Regions from separate parts of the Homo sapiens genome. Here all the other regions are linked to region 2. The links are chromatin loops, found by intact Hi-C in ENCODE. Cell type or tissue: PC-9. All regions are shown on one strand. Each heading gives the region's core, and the rest is flanking DNA. Links, peaks and the distances in the headings are about the cores only.

What was found. Hi-C counts contacts between places; a loop is a spot of excess contacts. Peaks named below come from ENCODE experiments on the same cell type or tissue, not always from the same donor. Only the 100,000 strongest peaks of a DNase experiment are listed, where the experiment ranks them.
Region 1: a loop joins it to region 2, with 13 times the contacts of the local background. A loop is called at or near these places in 34 of 110 quality-filtered maps.
Region 3: a loop joins it to region 2, with 2.8 times the contacts of the local background. A loop is called at or near these places in 15 of 110 quality-filtered maps.
Region 4: it touches region 2 in a loop (7-fold over the local background); 9 of 110 quality-filtered maps call a loop at or near these places.
Region 5: it touches region 2 in a loop (7-fold over the local background); 39 of 110 quality-filtered maps call a loop at or near these places.

What each region holds. Positions count from the first base shown.
Region 1 is chr2:174,339,924-174,344,762 of GRCh38, forward strand. No RefSeq gene overlaps it. Among named protein-coding and RNA genes, the nearest start is that of SP9, 7.4 kb to the left of the region's middle. RefSeq lists an enhancer at 1-244 and a silencer at 1,658-1,952. In PC-9, for the core only: CTCF peaks have their summits at 1,740 (motif pointing left) and 1,939; a DNase peak (open chromatin) is centred at 1,758; H3K4me3 peaks cover 1,149 bases.
Region 2 is chr2:173,569,553-173,574,392 of GRCh38, forward strand. No RefSeq gene overlaps it. Among named protein-coding and RNA genes, the nearest start is that of CDCA7, 220 kb to the left of the region's middle. RefSeq lists a silencer at 3,461-3,520. In PC-9, for the core only: CTCF peaks have their summits at 1,958 and 2,170; DNase peaks (open chromatin) are centred at 2,159 and 2,549; H3K4me3 peaks cover 1,412 bases; H3K27ac peaks cover 1,853 bases.
Region 3 is chr2:173,747,101-173,751,940 of GRCh38, forward strand. No RefSeq gene overlaps it. Among named protein-coding and RNA genes, the nearest start is that of SP3, 220 kb to the right of the region's middle. RefSeq lists enhancers at 1-122, 123-622. In PC-9, for the core only: a CTCF peak has its summit at 2,413 (motif pointing left); no DNase peak of the experiment used is centred there; H3K27me3 peaks cover 1,114 bases.
Region 4 is chr2:173,651,093-173,655,932 of GRCh38, forward strand. No RefSeq gene overlaps it. Among named protein-coding and RNA genes, the nearest start is that of CDCA7, 300 kb to the left of the region's middle. In PC-9, for the core only: no CTCF peak of the experiment used is centred there; DNase peaks (open chromatin) are centred at 1,389 and 1,839; H3K27ac peaks cover 1,608 bases.
Region 5 is chr2:173,399,598-173,404,437 of GRCh38, forward strand. No RefSeq gene overlaps it. Among named protein-coding and RNA genes, the nearest start is that of CDCA7, 47 kb to the left of the region's middle. RefSeq lists a silencer at 2,899-3,068. In PC-9, for the core only: CTCF peaks have their summits at 2,981 (motif pointing right) and 3,191; a DNase peak (open chromatin) is centred at 2,974; H3K4me3 peaks cover 1,465 bases; H3K27me3 peaks cover 1,632 bases.

The sequences.
Region 1 (4,839 bases), core at 1-4,000, 770 kb after region 2:
AATTTGAGCGAAGATTTTGATTTTTAGGAAAGAAAAAATAAATTCTTGTTATTAACAATCAGCAAAATGTTTTCTCGGAAACTGTTCTGAAACACCAAGTCGCAAAGTAGCGATAAAACAGAACGAAGGTCCCCAGCAGGGAGTTTGCAGCGTGACATTCAATGGCTTCTTCCTTCTCCTTCTTGAGCTCCCCGCGGCCAGGCTGCCCCGCTCTTCTTACTCGAGTTTTTCTTCACTTTGGCCATTTTCTCTCCCCGATCAAGCTGTTCATAACCGGGAGCCCCCCACTCCCTAAGCGCCTCTGGTCGGGGGATGGTCTTCCGGAGAGCCGGCTGGCAGGGACGCGTTTTCCGGAGGGGCTTCGGGCCGGGGCACTGGAGGCCCAGAGGGTGCCTGGCGCGTTTGGGGGCCGCGGGCTGGCGGCGCGGAGTAGAGGGTGTGGTGGGTCTCCCCAGGAACGCGGGCGCCCGGGCGTCGGGCCCAGGGAGCTTTGTTTCTCGTTGATAATAAAGGCAGATCAAAGGGCCCGGTCGTGCAGGTCCCGCTGGCCGCGCGGCTCCCTCCGCAGGCCAGTGATCAAGGCCTGTGTGCGCTGCCTCTGCCCCGCGGGTCAGCGGACGTCCATCACCCAGGCTCCCGGGAGCGGCGGGCGGCGGCCCCGGACCGAGCGTCCAGCCGGGAGACAGCAGTCCGCGGAACCTGAGCCCAGAGGCAGCGGGGCCCCGGGGCCCCGGCCGAAGCCAACAGGCGAAAACAGGGCCTAGGCCCCCTGCCCGGCCTCCCCCAAGCCCTAGGCGCCCCTGGGGGCGCGGGGAACCTTGACCTGAGCGGGTGGCGACCGGCCGGCCGGTGATGACCAAATTGGAGACAGCGCGCGTGGGAGGCGAGATCCCGCCAGTTACAACACGAGTTCGGTCCCCAATTGCGGTGGGGCCTCGCCTCCCCAGGGCCACCTCGGGGCCCCAGAGGCCTGTGCCTTTCCGGCTCAGGGGCCAGAAGGAGCTGGAGGCGGTGGTCAGGGGCCCAAGCTCAGAGGCGGGTAGCGGCCTGGAGGTCGGTGGGGGCGGGGGACGCGGCCTGGGGGCCCAGAGTCTCGCCCGGGCCCGGTAAGGGCAGTGCGATTTCGAGTCCCCCGGTTTCCCTGGCATTTCCTGTCCCATAGCTTCCAGCGCAACAGAGGAACGAAAAGCAAGTTTTCCTCGGCCCTGCGCCCACCCAGCCACGATCCGCACCATCCTCCAGCGTTTCCTTTTCTGACACCAGTTTTCTGCCCTTGGAATGAATTGGATTCTACCTGATGAGGAAAAAGAAAAAGAAAAGAAAGAGATTTTCTTTCCTCGAGGAGGGAAACAACATTATTTTGACTAGATTAGATTGTGCACCTGAATGGTGCGTCTGGACTTTCCGTCAAATCGTTACAAGTCGTGTAAAATTGAATTTCTTTTTATTCGGATGGAAACTTTATTTATTTTAACTCTAATCTTATTTGCATCTATTATCTGTATTCACTAAGGCTCTCTTCCACTACAAAAATGCAGATGAAGTAAATCTCACATAAATCCCGCCCATTTGTGTAATTGGTATACTAAGTGTTTATTTTAAGTGAGAATAATTTAGCTACAAATTTTCTTAAGGAATAACATTCTTAACACATTAAAAAAACTGAAAACTCTGATTTGCTTTTATGTTTGACAGTAGCTCTTGATTCCCATAAGAGGAGCTTAGCTAGTGCGGCTCGCTGGCGCCACCTAGAGCTCCGAGGCGGAAAGGCCGTCGCCTGCCCGGCTCGCGGCTGTCAGCGCGTGGAGACCGGCTTTTGCCGCGAGCAGCAGCAACCAAGAGGATCCTGCGAAGAAACGCGACAGTTTGCGTTCCAGCGGGGAACGAGCCCTGCTATTGGGGGTGGGGAGCACTACATGGCAGTGGCTTTTGGGCAAAAGGGTCGTTTCTGGAACGTGCTAACTGAAAATCCAAACAAAACAAAATAACGACCGGTTGGCCCTGGTCTTAGAATTGTCCATTTAACATCCTTTTCAAGGCAACTTCAGGGTCTTCCAACTTAAGAGTTGAGAGGGCTGAAGCGTTGTCGGCGGCGACGTGGACCCCAGGATGTGGGGATCCAGCTGTGGACGCAGACCCCTCTGACTCTGCATCCGTGGCTCCCGGCCCGCGAGGCCCGCGTGGACTACCCGGGGCCCGGCTGGAACCAGGCCGATTCAAACAGGCCACCAAACCATCCCACCCCCCTACCCCCTCGTGGGCAATCAGGGAGGCAAGGGACCCGCCGCTTTCGCAGCCCCAACCCGAGGCGGGCCGGAGCAGCCTTCTGCATTGCCTTCGTCCTCCGGCGGACACCCCAGCCCGAGTGGGGCGCGGGGGGCGGCTGGGCAGGCAGGAGCCGGGCCGGTCGCGCAGGGCCCCCGAGGGCGGCGAGAAGCCCCCAAATTCCCCGCTCGAGGCCTCCCCAAAGGGTGCGCACACCCTCCTGGAGCAAACCGACCCCTTTTGTCCTCTCCTTTTCCCTTTGAAACCCAAATCTGAAATCGGGTAACAGTTGGGGGCGTTGGCCGATTTTCTCTCCTCTCAGCGTATCGTCCTCCCCCTGCCGCCCCTTTCCCTCCTCTTCCAGTCCACTATCTCCCCGACCCCAGCCCGTCTTCATACTGCGTGGAGTGACTTCCTCCTCCTCCATTTTTGTGCCCCCCACCCCCAGCGCGTATTTATTGTATTTTAATTTAAAAAGCGACACCTTCAAACCCTGCGCCCGAGGCGGCGGAGGCGCCGTCACCCGCAGCCGCGAGAGCCCGGCCAAGGCGCCTGGGTGCCGGGCTCCCTGAACTCGCGCCGGGGAGAAGCAGTGCGTTTCCGGGGACTCGCAGCCACCTTTGCGGCGGGTAACTCGGCTGGGTTTGTATTTGCTGTTTTAATACAAACCCCGCCGCACTGCCTATTTCAAAGATGTGCTAATTACTACTTGGATAGCAGGGCGCAAAGTCCTTGTCCATTTCCCAGTACAAAGTAGGTTGCTAGAAAATTTGAAATTGCCTTTCAGCCTAAAGCTGCCTTACCTGAATGTCATAATTACAGTAATTATGTACATCCAAATTACATGCTAATTAAATTAGAATCAAATCGTTCTAAATCGAAATCAAATGAGGTAGTGAAGAATTAATCAATGACAACATAAATAGAGAGCTTCCTTCAGAGATATTTATTGTAACGATACAAGGAGGAATTTGATCTGAAAAAGTCACCTGTTTGTTTACTTTCAAATTAGTAATCAGTTATTATCGCTTCTCCATAATTTTAACCGTTCAGTGTTATTTACCCCCCACCCTTCCCAGACGCTGGAGTGTATAGAAATATGTATGAGGTAAATACATACAGACATGCCTCCCCCATATATTGTTGATGTAAATATAGACTGTGTGTTTGCATCTCCAGTTAAGGAAAGGGTTTCAGAATGTCCGTGGGGACACGTCCCTCCAGGGCCGGCTGTCGAGGACCCGGAAAACCACAGCCCCTAAGAGTTCCAGATTTTCCAAGACCCTTATACTCTCTTCCTGTAGAATTTCATACTGGGGGTTTTGCATTGTTTTGCAGGCATGTAACCATTTCTGGGTGATTCATTTATCTATAAAGGAAATGCAAAGTGGCAGGGTGTCTGCCCCAGTCCGCATTCTGCTTGCAGATTGCTGACGAAAGTTGATATCTTCATGTTTGTCCCAGGAGCTTCATAAAGCGCCCTCTTCACCTGTGGAGCCCGAGCGACCAGAAAAATTCGCTCGCTTTCCTAACTGCTGAAGGCGAGTCCGGCCCGCGCGGGGGACTGCGCCCGAGGCCCGGCAAGCTTAGGCGGGGACTAGCAGGGCCCTCGGCGGGCGGGCCCCCAGCGAAAAGGCCTGAGAATTGCTTCTGGGGGGTGGCTTGGGCCAACGGGGGCGAGGGAGCCGCGCAGAGGGCAGGCCCCGACCCTTCCCCGCCGCACCTTGTGGGTCGGGTGTTGGGCGGCCTCCTGGCGCGGGAGGCGCATCTGCTAGGAAGGGTGTGCGCTCCCCCCTTCTCGGCCTCCCCATTTCGGTTTGGGGTGTTTTCGCAAGGTTGCCAGACGGTGCATCCAGAAGGAAACCACCAGAGCACGCAGGGGGGCGTCGCCTCAGGATGGGAAGGGGCGACCTCAGCCAGGATTCATCCCATCACCCTACTCCACCCCCATTCCGGCTTCCTTTAGGTTTAGGGCGACGTCCTCCTGGGAAGCCCTGCTCTGTCAACCCAGGAGCCCTCGGACCTCCACTTCTGTCCACCCCCTCGCGAAGCCCTTCAAGCCCAAGGGACTGGAGAAAGGCGGCTCCGGGGCAGCTCGGGCCGGAGGGTGCGTTTCTTTTCATTCCAGGCAGCTCTCCGCGTTCGTCCCGCACATCTTCGTCATTACTGCTACATTCTGGGCATTCTGGGGGTGATAAGTGTGGCGTGAAGGGAGGAGAAAGGGGAAGGTGCTGTGGAGTTACCTCTTCCTTTTCCATTAGCAGGAACCGGGTTTTAGGAGCCTCGATCAGGTAGGAGAGCTTTCAGAGGCCCCCGCTTTCCCAAACCTTAGTTTCCCCGGTCTGACTTGTTCCTCACAACTTTTTAAAGGTCTTTCTCCTTTTTGATCAGAGAATGCTCCCAAGGCCTGCAGGTATTGCATGCTTTTATCTCTTTTCAAGAAATGATAACTATAGCAGAGCTTTTCTTTTTCAGAAAACCTAAATAAGATTTTTAAATATCCTTCAGCTGCTGAAGCTAAAAATGCTACTTTCTTCCTGGTCTTACGTCCGGAGTGTGGAGTTGCGGCCCTCC
Region 2 (4,840 bases), core at 286-4,285:
AGGGTCCTCTCAAAAAACCGAACACCGCATGTTCTCGCTCATAGGTGGGAATTGAACAGTGAGAACACATGGACACAGGAAGGGGAACATCACACACCGGGGCCTGTTGTGGGGTGGGGGGAGGGGGGAGGGATAGCATTAGGAGATATACCTAATGTAAATGACGAGTTAATTGGTGCAGCACACCAACATGGCACATGTTTACACATGTAACAAACCTGCACGTTGTGCACATGTACCCTAAAACTTAAAGTATTAAAAAAAAACACACATGAACTTGCACTGTGAAAAAAAAAATATCCAAGTGTCCTCTAATCTAGGCCATGGCAACCTGTCCTATTGGACAGTTAGGAAATTTCTCTTATCCCAATACTCAGTGTATGAAATTCATTCTACATAGACTCCTACCGTGTGCCTCATAATCAGTTCTATTTAAATTAAAATGTTTTGAAAGAGGAATTACTCTGGTGATTAGGACAGACTAGGGAATGCCTCTGCTCATTTTTATTCCAGTATGAGACACACCTATAACTGAGGGCACTGACCAAATGGGTAAGAGAAAGCAGAACCAAGCTTCATGGCCTGGAATTACAGACTTGTCTGGCTGATGTTCGGTCACACAAACATTTTCTCATACTGGTAAATGTCGACATCACCCAGAGGGTGCTTGGTCAACTCCAGTGCAAACTATTAACCACATTAGAGAAAATAGCCCTGGAGAGGTATCGCTCAACCGTTTTAACTTCAAAAGATGTCATGAGAAGAGCCACAAATTATTATTGCTGACAATTTGTACAATATGTCCCTGGTGAAATGTGTGTGTCCCTACACTGCACCATTTTACATAACAATATGAAATATTAAAAGGGAAAAACGTTTTGTAATAAACAGCAGTTTTGCTGATTGCGGCTGATTATGTTAAGCAGCTTGTACTGTGGGTGTCAGAGGAGACTTAATAGCTCCTATAACTAATCTCCACGACTGACCTCTCCCCTCGGCTGATGAAGCCTATTCAAAAATCTGCTGCCCTTTGCTCATTTTCAGATCTTATATTTCTGAACTGTTTGGATCGTGCATATATTTGCTAAAGTTGTTGTGTACAGGATTTGTGTGTGTGTGTGTGTTTAAAAAAATATACAATCCATGAAGAAAGATTCCTGCCAGGGCTGTCTTATGCATTATTTAAAAAAAGGAACAAACTACACAAACAGTAAAAACAACGCATATTTACAACATTCATATCAGATACTGTGTCATTTATTATAGCTTAAGACCGTTTCTGTATTGAAAGTGTGCGAAGAAATATAGGGCCAACATTTTTTACTCTAACTTTAAAATAAAGGGTAAAGGATGTCTTTCTGGGGAAAAGCGTCATCTGGGCCATTTCATCAGCCTCGATGGCTGGTACTTAGAAGCAAAGTGCTATTCAATCATGAAGCAATTTCATTTTTCTGATAAAAGTTTTTGATTTAAATGGAATTTCATAGAGAACATTTCAGAGTATAGAGAACTCCTCCATCAGTAAGTGCAGATAAACATGTAAGTGCATATGTGTAAGTGTCTATGATTAACAGTTTGCTCTTCCTCTGTTACCCAAATCCAAGGATGTTTACAAAGCCACAGGGGAAATGTGGAGGTTGGTAAGAGCAGCGCTTTAAAGAGCAGAGACGTCAGTCCTCCCCACACTATTCAAATGCAGCCATCCTGGGGAAATAAAACCAAATAAAGACAAAAGAGGGAGGGAAAAAATCAACAATTCAAAAAGTAAAGTGTGTGAATCTGACTTGCTAGAGAAAGGGGTAGACTCAGTACAACAAGGTCACAAAAAGGTGCAGCCTTCGATGAGACAAATACCGGCTGAAGCTGGCTGATAAATATTTCCTGTAGGATCTGAAGCAGGTTGTCACCAGCAAAACAAAAATCCCTAGGGGGCAGTACATAATTAACAATTTGAAGATGTGGCCGCGTGTCATTGTCTCAAAAGGAGCCAGGGAATCCTGCCCCCAAAAGCACAACCCGAGTTCCCATATTAATCTTACTGTTTCCCTATAAACGAATATCAGTGTTTCCCCAGAGGCTCAGAAGACGCCTTTGCTCTGGGCTGGCAAATGTCTCCTGGCTCATGGTGTCATTTTCCTGTGATTTTAAATCAGCATCACCAAACCTGTTCCTCTAGTCTGAGCAAAATCACACAGCATGTTTAGGAAAGCAAACAAGTATTTTTTTCTATTATCAAAGACATGAATAAAATCGGGACTGAGAGAAGAAATCTATTTACACAGGGTGCCTGAACGAGTGTTTAAAGACTTTTAGAACAGTGACTCTCTAAAAACAACTGACCTTCAACTAAATTGCACCCACACACCAGAACAAAAACTCGGGAGAGATTAACAGAAGTCATAGAGAAGTTTTGGCGTGGTTTAAATATTTCTTCGGTTTATTTCAAGACAGGTTGGAGTTTGGAAGGAGGAAGAGGTTAATTGCCAGAGGTTAATAGAACAAGGAAATACTGAACTTAATCTTGGGGTGGTTCTGGCATTCACTTAAGAGAAGTCAGCAATATTTCCCAGGGGGTAGATCCAGGACAATGCCAATTTCGAGTTTGTTCTGCTGCTGAACCTTGGAAGCAGTGTGGACTACTGCTCAGAGCAACAAATTTGGAGACAGGAGACCTGGGCCACATTCCCACCTGTGACTGAAAGTGGGTGCTCCTTGGGAAGTTTCTCAGATTCTCTGTGTCTTGGTTCCTTCAATTGCAAACTGAGTTCAGATCACTTGCCACCTGCCTACCTAATCAGAATATTGTGAGGGTTAATGAGATTGCACTTGCAAGGTGATTGCCTCATCATATAACTCCAAAGTATTATTATTCATCATAAAGACACAGCTGCAATATTGTATATTGTTACATACCAGATGCCATGTTTCTATTTTTAGCAACCTAGAAATGACAGTGTCTTAGAATTATACAGTGGGAGGGGCCTGGCAATATTACCTGCCCCAAGCTCTGTTCTGGGTCAGGTGGGTGTCTAACCAACCAAAGATGGCTGGCTGTTCAGTCTCACTTTATGTCTAAAGGAGGAAACTCTTCAGCTCGCCTTTCAGAGGAAATTCCAGTGTTATCATTCTGATGGTCAAGAGTTATTGCTTAAGTCTGAATTCTCCCTTCTGTTTTAATTAAAATAATCTTTTTCATTTATTAATATGTATGTGGGTCTCCTTCATGTAGTGATCTTGAGGGGCAGAAACCATGTCCTATGCATTTTTATATTCTTTAAGTCACTTCCTGGTAAGGCAGTACCTAGTAAACACTCAAGAAATGCACTTTGGATTGAATTCAGTTGTTTGTAACTATGTGGGCAGAAAGAAAAACACTGATAGCACATTTCATACTAAGAGCATGGGTCCTGCAGTCCTAGCCCCCTGGAGGCTCAGGCTGGAGGATGACATAAATACAGTTCTGGGCTAACAGGTGGTGTGGCTATGGTGTATGTGCCCACATTTGGAAAGGAAGTTGCACTTCAACTTTCTTTTCCCTAAGACTTTCAAAAAGCCCTGTGGTTTGTGCTATGGCCTGAGTGTTTGTGTCACCTCAAAATTGATATGTTAGAATGCTAATCCCCAAGGTGATGGTAGTAGCAGGTGGGGCCTTTGGGAGGTAATTAGGTCATGACGTTGGAGCCTCTATGAATGGAATTAGTGCCCTTATAAGAAGACACGAGAGAGCTTGCTTCCACTCTCTCTCTCTGCTTTCTGCCCATATGAGGATGGCACGAGAAGACAGCCATCTGCAAACCAGGAAGCAGGCCCCAAACACCAGATCTTCTGGAGCCTTTTGGACTTCCCAGTCTCCAGACTGTGAGAAATAAGTTTCTACTGTTTATAAGCCATCTGGTTTATGGCATTTTGTTACAGTAGTCCAAACAGACTAGCACAGTTTACCCACTAGTGTTTTATGCTCTTAGATACAGTGATTAATGAAAGCTTCAATCAAATTTTCCTGGTTTTCAATGCTGTCTGGTCTATAATTACTATATTAATTCAACCCTATCTCCCATTCTTCCCTCTTTTTTTAAACTTTTATTTTAGGTTCAGGGGTATATGTGCAGGCTTGTTATATAAGTAAGTTGTGTGTCACAGGGGATTGGTGTATAGATCATTTTATCATCCAGGTAATAAACATAGTATATGATAGGTAGTTTTTCAATCTTCACCCTTCTCCCACCCTCTCACCCTCAAGTAGCCCCAGTGTCTGTTATCCTCTTCTTTGTGTGCATATGTCCTCAATGTTTAGCTACCACTTATTAGTGAGAACATGTGGTATTTGGTTTTCCGTTCCTGTGTTAGTTTGCTTAGGATAATGGCCTCCAGCTCCATCCATGTTGCTGCAAAGGACATGACTTTGTTCTTTTTTACGGCTGTGTAGTATTCCATGTTGTATACGTACCACATTTTCTTTATCCTGTCTACCATTGATAGGCATTCAGGTTGATTCCATGTCTTTGTTATTGTGAATAGGGCTGCAATAAACATTCATATGCCTGTGTCTTTATGGTAGAATGATTTATATTCCTTTGGGTATATACCAAATAATGGGATTGCTGGGTAGAATGGTAGTTCTGTTTTAAGCTCTTTGATAAATCTCCCAAATGCTTTCCACAATGCCAGTGCCCATTTTTTTAAAAGATGGGCATAACATTTGTTCACTTTTCGACTGAAAAGGAACCTCTGTCCTTCATAGTTTAAAAGAAAAATTCCACAAGCTCGAGTTCTACCTGCATGCCATTAGGGCTGGCTCCCTTACATGCAACTGGCTTTCACAGATTCTCTGTAAGCTTTT
Region 3 (4,840 bases), core at 312-4,311, 180 kb after region 2:
GACCCCAAGCACCCTTTCAGAGCACATGGCTCTATACAAGGGCTCCCGTGTCTGAAATGCAGACGGCGCCTCGCTGTCACCATCCTAACAGTGTGGCAGCTGCGCTTCCCAAAGCCAGCAAAGTGGGTCCTGTGTGTGCATGGAAGACATGCCTCAGCCACCATCCACCATCTGCCTGGTTGGTGGGTGCACAGCCTCAGCATAGAGAGACAGCTGCCCCTGACAATGGGGAAAACAGCAGCACTTCCTCAGCTCCTTTAGCAACAAGAAAAAAAAAATGTCTGCAGGAAGAATATGTAAAATTACTGCAAATTTCAGATGCAACTGCTATTATGTCTCCTCACAGCTAAATGATCACACGCAGTAGGATGAGGTCTGTTTAGCAACTGTAACAATTAGGCACATTTATATAGAATAAGGCACTAACAAGGCTAAAAGACTATTGTCCTGGACAAAGGGTTCCTCTCATAGGCTCTGCCATCATAAATGATACCTTTAAAAAAGCCTCTTCCTAAAGACTTCTTTTAAGTAAAATGATGATCACTAATTACTTTGTTGTGAGCACAAATAAGAATTACTTTCTTCAAAAATTCTAACTAAATAAATTACTCCAGTCAAAAAGATGTACTCAATTAATTCTTTATTAAGGGCGTTGTAAAATCTAAGTGATTGTTCCAGAGAAGTTAGGCAGTGCCAGGAAAATATTTATCACTTAGCTTAGTAATTATTTACTTAGAAAAAGTTCAAAAAAGGCCGGGCGCAGTGGCTCACACCTGTAATCCCAGCACTTTGGGAGACCAAGGTGGGCGGATCACGAGGTCAGGAGTTCGAGACCAGCCAGGCCGACATGGTGAAACCCTGCGTCTACTAAAAATACAAAAATTTAGCAAAAATTTAGCTGGGCATGGTGGGTGCCTGTAATCCCGGCTACTCAAGAGGCTGAGGCAGGAGAATTGCTTGAACCCAGGAGGTGGAGGTTGCAGTGATCTTAGATCACGCCATTGCACTCCAGCCCAGGTGACAGTGGGAGACTCTGTCAAAAAAAAAAAAAAAAAAAAGAAAAGAAAAGAAAAGAAAAAATAAAAAGTTCTAAAAGTTAAAAAAAAAACTCCAGGCTGGAGCAAGCTGGCAGCCTCTGCCAAGGCAGGCATTCATCTTTTGCCCGTTGGGTTGGGGGCTACCTGGAGGGTCTCAGGGAGTGGCCTGAGGGGGCCACACGGGGGCCTTGGGGGAAGGACTTGCTTCTGACAGGTGAGCAAATATTTCAGTATTGTAACTAGCATAGCTATGCCAGTGTATATGCCAGATGAACGAGGGGCCTAAATAGATAGGTCACATTTGGCTGTTTCATTAAAGATCCCCCGATGTCCTCCACATTCTTATGCATGAGATCATGGGTTCCCCGGAACACAGACTACTGGGGGCTTTGCCCACTGGAGAGATTACTGAAGAAACTAAATGCACACATAAGCCACCTTCCTTAGATATGTTATCTGAGCAAACATAAAACAATCTTAAAAATCATAATATACTCTACAGATTCTTGACTCTCCAGCTAGCAGTGAATAAATGTTCATTTTTTCAGCCTAATTGTTTTCGGACCACTGACTAGAATTACAGCATGAAAAGGCCACTGTCATGTTCAGTATACATTTTTAATAGACATCTTTAAACATTTAGACAAAATATTATTTTTAAATGGCAATTCTTTAACTGGTAAATGTAATTATCTAACTTTATAAAGAAAAAAAAACCTGACAATCAAAATATTCTGTCACTGCTTTAACGAAACACCTAAAATATCTTTTCAGCAAATGAAATGATTCTTTATTTTACGCTTTTAAAAATGCATTAGAATAATTGCTCTGCAACAAATCACCCTCTCTGCTCCGAGCTTGGCTGCCACATTCCTCTCATGTCCATCAATTGTGCACATTGTCATGATACCCTGATGATCACCAGGGGTGAGTCCCCCTAACAGTATGTTTATAAGAGTATTCGGTTGAGCAATCTGCAAAATAATTGTATTTCAATGGAGATATTATACTGTGAAAAAAATCTATTACATGTCAAGTGCCAGATGAAGCAGTTATAGAACCAAGACACATTTATTGGTGCTTTTAATCAACGCAAATAACTTTGCAAGCTGATCATTCCATTGTTTTCTTGTGATTTTAATTTGCTTCTTTAATAACAGAAATATACTTTTCAACTAACAGTCATCACTTGACTTCTGAATGAACAAAACACTAGATTTTTTTTTAATATTCTGGGTCATATCTCTGTATGATTGGAATCTGTTTTCCCAAAGTCCTAGGGCAAAAAAAAAAGTACAGAAGGTAGTGTCCTTACAAAGGTTGTCCAGAAGTCCACATTTTCCTTAAGTCCAAAGAGAGACTAAGGGACCCTTAACCCCATCTGCTGGTGGCAGAAGAGTTGAGGAATTTTTGCTCCAGTGCATTTTATGTGTTCCTCTGTAAAGTTTAATGTTCAAGCAGGTTTTTTGCAGCCTTTGTATTAAATACAACGTGCTTTCTTTCAGCATGTGGGTCATCACCACCACAATGGAGGGTGCTGTAAACTACCTTTTGGGACTAAATTTCAAAACGTACATTTGTATTTCCAGAAAATGTTGAGTATATAAAGCAATCACTCTTTTAAACCTGAACACGTAATAGAAAGCCATAGACTTTCACCGTGACTTGCGATGACCTTGGCAAACCTGACTATGAGCTCTTTGACCTACAATATTGATGAATTCCTCAGGAGAACAAGAGCTCACATTTCCTGAAGGCTGAGTGTGTGCCGGCTTCTGCTTTAAGTGCTCTATAAGCATTCACTCCCATCATACAACAATCCTTTGAGATAAGTCCTATGGTTATCCCAATTTCCTGATGAGGAAACTAAGACGACAGAGATTACACAACTTGCCCAGTCACCCAAACAATTTCCTGAGGTGTCCCCGCTAGATGCTCAACAGTTGTTTGCTGACAGCAACAAACCTGCTTAAGAGAATCTTCTTGTACCAAAAAAAAAAAAAAAACATTTTAAGGTCTTGTCCATGTCTCCACTGCCCACCCAATCTGAATGATGGTTAAAGTCACTCGCTTGGGAAAGTCCAGCATATCATGAAGTTATAGGGAGCTGGAGCTCCCGGGGTCTCTGGGCATCCTTTGTTCTATAGCTCAACAAGCCCTAGCCCTCGGGAAAGTTTTGAATAGCATCCCTTCCTCTTTCTGCCTTTAATCTTATTTGCAGAAAAAATTCATTTGAAATCCCATCCAAACCTCACAGTAGGATTTCCCTTTTAAATATCTGCCTGCCTGTTTTCCAAGCAGGAAGTGTGGCTAATCACAACATTGTAATTGGAAGAGCCCATAGAGGGCTCTCAGCGCCTGTGCTTAGCTCTGGTTACATTCCGCGTTCCTTGAGGCCTCAAGCAAGTGAGGTCTGCCACCAGGAGGGTGCTTCATCTCCACTGTGCCCCCAAACCTGGCCCCGCAGGGCATAGAGAGGAAAGAGGGGTGTCCTGGCTCTGGCCACCCCAGGTTACAGCCTCGGACTCTGCCGTTAGCCATACCCTCTCCACCTCCTGCTCCCAGCCTGCAGCCACGCAGCTCTGCCCACTCATTATCATTAAGCCTGAGCCATCTGAAAGGGACTAATTATCACAGCCCCAGCCCACAGTGCAGTGCAGATCTTGGAAAGGACAGTGCTGACAAGAAGCCTTTCCAGAACAAAGAAAGTCAAACAGATGCTAGACCCCGAGGAACAGCCACCTTATGAGTGGTAGAGGGGTGTGTGTGTGTGTGTACATGTGTGAGAGAGTGTGTGTATGTGACAGAAAGAACAGGTGTGAGTGTGTCTGTGAGAGACCATGTGTGAGAGTGTGTATGTGTGAGTGTGAATAGTGTGAGAGAACATGTGTGAGGGGGGTATGTGTGAGACAGAACTTGTGTGAGTGTGTGTGTGAGAGAGTGTGTGTGTGAGAAAACATGTGTGAAAGTGTGTGTGAGTGTGAGAAAGCATGTGTGCATGTGTAAGACAGGCAGCGGGTATGTGTATGTACACACACCGTGCACAGTATGTGAGCCTGTGGATGCATTAAGTCTGGAGAGGAGGACGTTTTTTGCTGGAGAAATCATTGAAGTTTAGATCAGGAAGCGTCTTGGATCTCAAGAACTGTCTCAGGATTCCAAGAGTTGTGTCTCTTTATAACTATAATATTGAGCACTGATTATGTGCCAGACTGTAGAAAGTATTTCACATGAATCCCAGCATACACCCTATGAACTATGTATACTATTATCTCCACTTTACAGATGAGGAAACAGAGACTCAGAGAGGTTAGGTCATTTCCTCAGTGTCACACAGCTAATTAATGATGGAGCTAAGGGTTGAATCGAGCAGTCTGATGACAGAGTAGTGCTCTAAACGCAATGTTAATGCTTCATCTTATTCCTAATATTAAAGATGCTGTGTGCACTAATTACCACCATTTTCACCCCTGGATCCGAATATTCACACCCATTTCCACAATAGCACAGGGTCTGGGCCAGAGGTTCTTAGATGTTGGTGAACATAAAACCACTTGGGGAGCTTGTTGGAACCCAGAGTCTCAGCTACATCTCGGTGATTCTGATTCCTTTTGTCTGAGGACCTAGGAATGTGCGTCTTCGACAAGCATTCCAGCCTGCAGTGAATTGCAGTGCTGAGATCACAGAGGTGTCTCTATCCTTGTTGAACACAGTGTCTCCCCGCCTCACCATTTCCAGCACTCTCTTGCTAGGGTCAGTGATGTGAAAGCACAAGACCAAAGCGGAGAGGTTGTCTTTTCCTC
Region 4 (4,840 bases), core at 314-4,313, 82 kb after region 2:
CAGACGCTTATTAAAGATTGTGCTGAGGGTTTTTTCTCCAAATTTCCTCAGACCCTCGCCATCCTAACAGGCTCTTACTTGTAAAGCTTTCAGTGGTGGCCCTTGACATTTTCTCAGTTGCTCGGTCTGCCTACAGTCTTTAGAAAGATGTATTCATTGCCTCACACCATAAGCTAAATGAACATTTATTCAGTGCTTGGTGTAGGTGCCAAGCATTGTTCTAGACACTGGTACATGGATAGGACAATCAGACACGACCTTACTCGCATGAGGCTTACACTAGAGGCTTGTTGCACCTCCAACTTCGAGGACAGTTCTCCATGAAATAACACAGTCTTCAGTTTCCGCCAACCCCTTAATGTCCATTAGCCCCCAGAAATCTAGCCCACAGAGATAAATAATTCTGTTTCATTCAAGCTCTGTTCATTCTTCCTACTCTCTCCTTTCATTTTTAATCAATCCTTCTTTGCATCCTCCAGCTCCTACACCCCCAAACAGGTAGTGCCCCTCAAGTGCACATAATATTGTAAACCTTTAAAAATTCCCTTTCCTGTTTAGCATCCAGATGCCAATGCAAAAGGAAATTCACTGAACTGAGGATTGCCAAATGCGGACAACCTGGAAGTATTTTGGGGTTTTTGTTGTGTTGTGTTTTTTAGGCTCAAGGGTACATGTGCTTGTTTGTTACATGGCTATATTGCATACTAGCAGGGATTGAGCTTCTAGTGTACTCATTACCCACATAGTGAACACTATATCTGATAGGTAATTTTTCAACTCTCACTCTCTCCCACCTCCCCCCTTTTGGAGGCTTCAGTGTCTATTATTTCCATCTTTATGTCCATGTGTCCATTGTTCAGCTCTTGCTTATAAGTGAGAACATGCAGTATTTAGTTTTCTATTTCTGATTTAGTTCACCTAAGACAATGGCCTACAGCTCCATCCATGCTGCTGCAAAGGACATGCTTTTTTTCTTTTTTATGGCAGCATACTATTCTGTGGCATATATGTACCACATTTTCTTTACTGGAAGTATTTTTGCAAGTTAGGTCTCTACTACACCAAGGTGCTTCATCATTCAGAAAACACAGAGTGAGTTAAGGATCCGTTAAGGGAAACGAGGAAAATCTGAGAAGCCAGTTTAATTGATACTTTAAAGTTGAGAATTACCATGTATGGGTTGCCCCCTGCATTCCTCCCCACACCACCCCTATCCTCCTGCAGAACCCCAAAGTGACAAGAAGGAACATGAATTTGGTGTCAAAGGCAAAAAACCAGGAGGCTCACCCCCAAGGCTGCTTCACCCCTTTCAGGCCTTGACATGGAGGGAAAACAAAAGCTGCCACCATACCAAACCTTTCCAGACTCATCCTAATGGAATCTGCTTGAGTCATGGAAACATATTACAAAGGCTTGCCAACACCAGGGCCTTGTGTAAATCTACAATTGCAACTAGTATTGGGATTGGAGCACCCACAAGTCAGTTAGGACCATCTAAGTCCATAGATTAACCATGCCACTTGTTTGCAACTTTTTGCATTTACAAAAAGAAGAAATGATCGCAGGAAATGAACCCAGCAAATGTATCCTCTGGAGACATGTACCTCTCTCTGGGACATGCCTAAAGTTTTCTTTGACAGTAATAAATGTCAGAAATTGTTATTGAAACAAAGGCAGCTGGTTTACAATTGTGATAAATAAGTTCCCAAATTGGCAAGAATCTCTACGCATGTGTAAAAAGGCAACTTTTCCCGGCCCAAGTGACTCACCAAGGCCCTCCAGGCATTATCTAGACTTACTTTATTCTTTGCAAACACATTGAGACTGCCGTACCCCTTCTGTGCTTGCTCATTTTTTTCTGAGTCATAGCATGAGCTGACAATAGAAGCATGTCAAACAAAACCTCCACATTAAAGCAACGTTGTCTGAAGGGTGTGCCTGTGCCCTCTCAGGCCCTGGCAATGGAGATGCGTATGTATCTACCCCACTTAAAAAATAAAAACTATCCACTTTCATTGTTTTTTAGCAAATGTATGAATAGAAGGGTCATTTTCCGCGTTGATTTCTTTTAACTCCATGTGTTTAAGAAGGATAAAATGCACATTAGGAGGACGGAAAAGCACAGCCGCCACAATATCCCAGCTTTGCGGGTCCTATTCAACTCTTTCTTTTCCCCTTCAGTGAGCTTTGCATAAAGCTTACCCAAACCCACATGGATTTCTATAACATCCAAAAAGAATGACAATGAGTGATGTGATGTAGGTGGAAACTGCCTGAAGAAACCTAAATTGTAACAGGAAAAAAAATTGACATTTTAGATTTTAAATGTTACACAGTTTTTATAAAGCTTCAGTCAATTTATTTTATTTATTCTAATGAAGAGCATTACAACTGCTTTACTGCACTGAAGCAAGCATCGATCACATCATTAATCACACCTTGTGAATAGCCACAAATCAAGTTCTAACAGCAAGCACTGAATCAGGAGCAATGAAGCATAAACTCCTTCACAATTTATGATCTCTCCAATTGCATCTTTTCAACCATTAAATTGCAAGATACCATAAATTTTTATCTTCTTCACTTCAGTCACATTATTGATTCTGCCGTGTGAAATATAGAAGCGCCGTAAATCTCGGCTATTGAATTAAATTTAAAGTCTCGACTTCAGAAAAGAAACCCAACACACTGCCATGGCTGTTAATTTACACTGAGGAACAAATGATAGAAACATTAAAATTTAAATGGACAACAGGGATTTCTAAAAGCCATAGTACTGTCAATCCTAGTCCTTGTCAACCTTGAGGGCTTTTAAAAAATTATTCAAATTTTAAAAAAGAAAAAAATTAAAAATTTTAAAAGTGGAAGGTAGGTAGATTATTCATAGGAAAAAGTAATAGGGAAATTATTCCATGGGAATGGCTGCCAAGACTAGATACTTTAAAGGCAGGAAAGTGGCAGTGTCCCCCACCTCACTCCCCATGCCATGGGACAGTTCCAAAGGAACCCATGTGTCTCACATTCCACTCAGGACACCTCTGGATACAGTGGTGGTCCCACGGAGGCACTGACAGTCCCTAGACAGCTGTGCTCATTGCCCCACTTGCCATCTTGACTTCTGATCCATTTGCTGCCCTGCCGTCTCTCTCCTGCCACCCGGAAGCTGCCTTTGCAGTCTGCCTTGCTGAAGCCTCTTTGCTCTCTGGCTTTCGGTTGGGTGTGGCCAATAGGAAGCACTGGCAGAATGGCGAACGGCAGGGTGGGAGAGGGCTGGGAATGTTCGTTCCCACTCCTTCCCTGCTTTCACGTCAGGGTTTGGCAGGGGTTGGATCCTTCTCTGACTGCAGCTCCAAGTGTGGCGGTGGGGGTGGGAGGCTACTCCTTTTTGGCTCAAGTTCTCACCATCCTCCGGTAACAGCACTCCCCTCCTTTGCCCTTCCAGGACTGGGGTTAGTAAAGGCTTCTCCCTGTTACTCTTCTATAGGTGCCTCAGCCTCCTTGAAGGTCCTTTTAACCTTGCCCATAACTCTGCAAAATGTCCCTTCATTAAATACTCTTCAGCTGGATGTCTGAATGGCATTCTGCTTCCTGTTAAGATGTTGACTGATGCAGAACATGTCAGGGCACAGAGAAGATCCTAAGAGCTCCAGAAAGAGCTGACAGCAGCCAGGCCCTGCAGTAAAAGCCAGAGATACCACACCCCAAAGTGGCGAAAATCTAAGTAAACCTAAACTATATTCAGATCAAGAAATGCCCATTATGTTTTGGCAGATAGCTGTCCCTGGTATTATAAAGGACATGTATGGCACCCAGAAGTGAGACAAACGGGATCGCAACAAGTGGTCTTTTTCATAAGCCACCAGGCAAGCTGAGATCTTTTAGCCACAGAGAATAAAGGAGAGGTTGCTGAGTAAAGGCTGAGTTAGAGGAGAAAATAGGGGCTTGCCTCGGGCACATGCCATTCTAACATAGACAGAGGCAATTGCTAACTCGCTGTGGTGACCAGGGCTGGTTGGAACTCAGCAGACATAAGCAGAACCCCAGCCTGTTCTTGCAGGATCTCAGACAACCCTGTGGTGTGTGAATTGTGATCTGAGGATGCCCAGACTGGCTTCTAGCCTTACCTACTTCTAAGACGCATGAATTTTCTATGTCCTCCAAGTTTCCTTCTGGGGGTTAAGAGAGCTAAAACACAAGATAATGCTATATTATCAGTTTCAGGGTCCAACAAACACTCCAACTCCCCACAAAGGACCAAGGGCTTCTGGAAATGAATATACCAATTTCTCCAACCTAATGACAATGTTAAGAGATAAAGAGATAGAGTCTTTGCCAGAGGTCAGGATATCCCTGACAGCCAGCAAAGACTTTCTGGGACCAACTTCAGGTTCAACCTTCCCCTACAGGTTCCAGGCAGGTCCAGGCTGAACAGGATTTCTGGAATCAATCTTAATTTGATTGAAATCCACATGAGAGGTGGAAGAGCAGAGATCTACATCTCCATCACCTTCAGTATGAATGAAGAACATTCACCTTCTATGTGTGTTCTAGACCAGAGATTCCTGCCCCAGAGTGACTGAACTCCCTTGGACTATCACAGTAATGCCACAAACTACTCAGATGACTTCTGACATCCAGAATAAACAACTAACGGTCTCTCATGGTTCACAGGCCCTTCCCAAAGCTTCTGTTTGGTAAAATATTAATACATTTACATGGCCCAAAATTCAAACAATACAAAAGAGGATAAGGTAAAAAGAAGTCTTTTTCCCATTTCATCACTCAACCATCCAGTTTCCTTTCCCAGAGGCAACAAATACTAGTAGTTTATCTATTGATC
Region 5 (4,840 bases), core at 608-4,607, 170 kb before region 2:
AAACCCTAGTTATTTTCATCATTGCTCCCAGTAGATGCCCTGATCAGATGCACAAACCAATGATTATGTTGGTAAAGACCCAACATTTCTAATGTGTCTGTGCCTGCGTAGATTCATTTAGACGAATCCATATTATTAAAACAACTTGCACAGAACACGATCACAGATCCTTCATTGACAAACAAGCGAACTGGGCTGCTGATGAGTCTCTGAACTGTCTTTTAGCTGAATTGTTGTTAAATACAAACATGGTCCTTTTTTTTCTAAAGGGGCGCATGTTAAACAATTTAATATTTTAGAAAAATACTTTCCCTTATTTAAATGAAAATAAGTAATGTAGTTTGCAAAGTAAAAGGCAGGGTTTCATCTTTTAGACAAAAAAAAAAATTAAAAGAGAGAGAGAAAGACATGTATTGTCTATTTAACAATCAAAACACTACAATAAAATAAAATAAAATCGTGGTATCATAATAATGAGTTCTCTTTCAAATGGTTTGCTCTGAACTAAATTGTGCTCTTTATGTAATAGAATGACAAATTGTTTAATTCAGTATCAAATATTCATGAGCTGTAAATGTGCTGCATCACCAGAACGGGTGCAAAATCATAAACAAATACTGTAGCATGCACAGAAATGGAAGCTAACAGAAGTGGACGTCTGCACAGATTTTCAACATTGTTGTGGCTTTGCGTCTATGAGAGAGAGAGGGGAGAGAAAGAGAACACCTCCTTCTCCAGCTATCTCCAAATGCTGCCGTGGGAGAATAAAAGGGTGAGAAAGGAACCTGGATGTGGATTCGCATAGCTCCGATTCTCCTGCAGATCAGAAGGCTAAAAGCAAATCAGAGATTAGACCACAATATGACGGAAATTCCTAGACATTTCAAAATGGTGCAGGGCAGTATTTATTTATTAGAAAAGAGTATGCATGTGAACTCTTTTTTTTTTAAAGGTTAGAATGGCTAATTATTCTGAGTATGAATTTTAAAGTGAAGCGTCTTCGATCATTCAGGGAGAAATACATGAGAAACCCTCATTTGCATCATCTACATGGTCATTTGTTTGCCCTTTGCATGGCAGGGCTTCAGAGGAAAATCCAGCTCCAGGCTGCAAGGCTCCGAGAGTCTTCTTAGACCTCTCTGGAACAAATGTATTCACTTAGAATTAGGTTTCTTCTTTTAGCTTCAGCCAAACGCCCTCAGTGCCACACAGGTTTCCCTCTCCTCCCTTTCTCCTTCCCCTCCCCTCCTCTTCTCTCCTTTCTCCAGTATTTATCCTCATAGAAGTGGAAGGACTGGCGTTTAGAAGGAGAGAGGAATATGTCAGTCCTTCAAGGACAACGTACAGGTTCCCTTTGCCCTACAGGGGGCAGACCCTATCATTTCCTAGCTGACACATTTGGCCTCACGGGCTCTCTTCTGGAACCCTTGAGTTCAGAAAGGGTTGAACACTGCCCATTTCCTGCTGCAGTCCCTTCCAGGAGTTCTGTTCCCATGCCTGTAAGCAGTCATTTGGAGTTGCCTAAGAAATCTTTAAGAACTTCACAATATTGAAATCAACTCTTTCAAATGGCATGAAGAATTTTTTGGTTATTAACTCCACCATCTCCCGTTAGCTAAGCTCATTTGTTTTCCCTTGAGAGAAGAGCTCTTCTAGCATCTAATCATACCTAATCTTTCTGCAAAGTTGTTTTCCTAAAAAATTGTGTAAATCAAGTTTTTGTAAATCTAGTCATATGTTTTATGCATCAGGGGAACTTGGAATGTAAAGGAATCTCATGGTGTATGCATACTTCTGTAAAATGAAGATTTGCTCCCTTATTTATTCATTTTTGTAAATCTGAATAATTATTTACTGAGTTGAAGGAGGTATGCCTTTATTTAGGCTTTTGCATTTGGTATCTTTCCATTTTTTATTTTCAAGGTGCCCCAAAATGGCCACACATTCCACCTTTGGAGGAGGAAAACACAGCCAACATGCTCCCTAATTCTAAGTCATAAAGAGCCTCGAAATTCTGTGCCAGTAGTTCATAAGGAGTCCTCGTTTGATCTAGAAAACCAGCAGAAAACCTTGCCGCTGTCCCACAGGAGAGATACACATTTCACACTGACTGGGTTCTACTCCTTCCTTCTTTCCCTTCTTCTTCTCCTTTAGCAAATGAAAAGATGCACAGTACTTGCGATTTCAAATAGAATGGTGTCTGTTAAAGCTTTACCTAGGAGGAATTCCCCAAATCAAGGGACATGGAATTACTCAGCCACAGGAATTCTGGAGAATCCGGTCTCTGAAGATGAAGCTAGAAATGAGCAAAGGTTTACTGTTCGTTGTTTTCCTCGGCAGACAGCGCAGGGTCCTTATGGCATGGAAAGGCTGAGCTGTTGGAGCAGAGTGAAACCTGATTCCCAACATCTGTGCTCTAGACCCCACTCCGAAGGGGGACTTTCTGGAGGTATTTTTCTACTCTCCGTCCCCTGGGTCCCAATTAAGGGAAACACTTTTTTTAGACATGTTATTATCCCATGATAGAAAAGCAGGACTCACTGTTCCTCCTTCCCTCCTTCCCTCCTTTCTTCCTTCCCTCCCTCCCTCCCTCCCTCTCTCCCTCCCTTCCTCACTTTTTCCTTTCTTCCTTTCCCCCATCTAGATGAGCAATGCAAAAGGTCTGGTATTTGAGAAATGTAATTATATTAGTGATAAACTTCATGGTTTAATTTGGGAAATCTCCCAAACCTAAATTCCCAGCCCGGAGGAGTCCAATTAGATCTGGGCTGGGAAAACTAGAATATATTTCAGCGAAGGGGAAATAACCAAGGGGAAGCGAGAACCGCGAATGGCCAAACACTGATGTCGGCTCAAGTCCTCCTCGGAAAATGCCTGTGTATGAGGATAAAGTGGCTGGTGGAAAGTTCACTCAATCAGGGCTGCACGGTCTTGTGGAATAAAATACGTCCAGACAGGGTTACGACGTGCTTTGGATTCCAGCAGGGGGAGCTCTGACTCTGGAAACCGGTCAGTGGCCACCGAACGCTGTTTCACCGGGTCTAGACCTTTGGAGATCAGCGTTCTCTGGTCGCCAAGGTTGGTAACAAGGTCCGTGGGTAATGTCGCTGAACCAGAAACAGAGGTCTCCCTTTGCACAGTCCCCGGTGAGGAAAGCAGTTAACACCTCTGTAGAAACACAGCTGAAGAGGCATTTTAGGAGCAGGTGACCAAAGTCTTACAAAGGCAGCCGGGAAAAAGTCAGGGATGGAAATTAAAGCCCCCGTTTCCTCCTCTTTTTCCCTTCCATACCCCTAGGCATAACTGTTTCTCACTCGGGGGCTGAGCTCTGATATGACATCCTGTGAGGATACCTTTAGCAGGGGGAGCCACAACCCCAATTTTAAAAACTGCCTGTGGTTGGGATGAGCTAGATTTCCTGATGCCATCAGTCAGCTCTGGGCACTGCTGCGCCCTGCTGCTCTCACTTTGGGTGCCTAGGAAGGAGAAACACAATACCTTCGTGCTGTAGCTACATCAGTGCCAAGAGACCCCACTTCCCACGTCTTCTGGACTTGGCTCAGAAGCATCTGCAGAGAGACAAGGAAGCCCCACAAAATGTGGACAAATGCCATTCCAGCCCATGAAATAGCTGAGAAAGAGGGGCTCGGCACAGCATTTTCTAAGCTACGTTGTGTGAAAGGTTGCTGGACCCTAAGGGGCTCCCAGGTATTTATTTCATGCGGTAAAAAGTGTTCTGATGTCAGAGTCTGAGAAAGCCTGTAGGCACTATCTGTGCATTCCCCACTCCCCCAACTTTTGTGGAAAGAAATCTTGTTACAAGTCCTATAAGTTCTACAGTCCAAACAAACAAATGAAAAAGCCCACTTAAATTTGTCTGATCCAGCACTTCCAAAACTTATCTGACCATGACGACCATGACATTTTGTCTTTTCCTTTCCACAAAGCACCTATGTTCTAGGCACTTGTGTCTTGTGGAGCATACCTTGAGAAATACTGAGTATGCATAAAAGAGCAAAGTTCTAGGGGTGAAGAAACTTCTGCATTCCTGTAGATCGGTTCTGATCCTAACGTCTGCTATGATTCTTTTTTTAAGATGGTATTTCGCTCTTGTTGCCCAGGCTAGAGTGCAGTAGTGCAATCTCGGCTCACTGCAACGTCCGCTTCCCAGGCTCAAGCGATTCTCCTGCCTCAGCCTCCTGAGTAGCTGGCATTATAAGAACCCACCACCACACCTGGCTAATTTTTGTATTTTTAGTAGAGATGGGGTTTCACCATGTTGGCCAGGCTGGTCTCGAACTCCTGACCTCAGGTGATCCGCCCCCCTCAGCCTCCCAAAGTGCTTGGATTACAGGCGTGAGCCACTGCGCCAGGCCTGCAGCTATGATTTTTGACATCACGTAGCCTCTCTGAACCTCAGTTTCCTCTTCTGTAAAATGATGACTCCTCCATTCCTACACATCTGCATGGCTCCTGGCTGAAAGGGGAAGGATGGATGTCCGAATATACCTAAAATTTGTGCTCCTGGAGACAGAAATGGATCACACATTTATGTTGAAAGTAGGTTGTAGACTTTTGTCTACAAATAGACAAAATGAACAAAATCTTATGACCAGAGGAGACACTATTCCCCTCTCTTCCTATTTGGCTTATAAATCACAATTCACACCAGTCCTGTGGCTACTTGTATATCTTTATCTGTCTGCTTTGCTTAATCTATGGACTAGCTGCATGCAGCATTCCCTTTGCTATTTATATGCAAGACTGCGAGTTTAAAAAAATTCATGTAATGAATGAATTTTAATTGTTGAGGACATTTATTCAGAGCTTTAATGGGGAT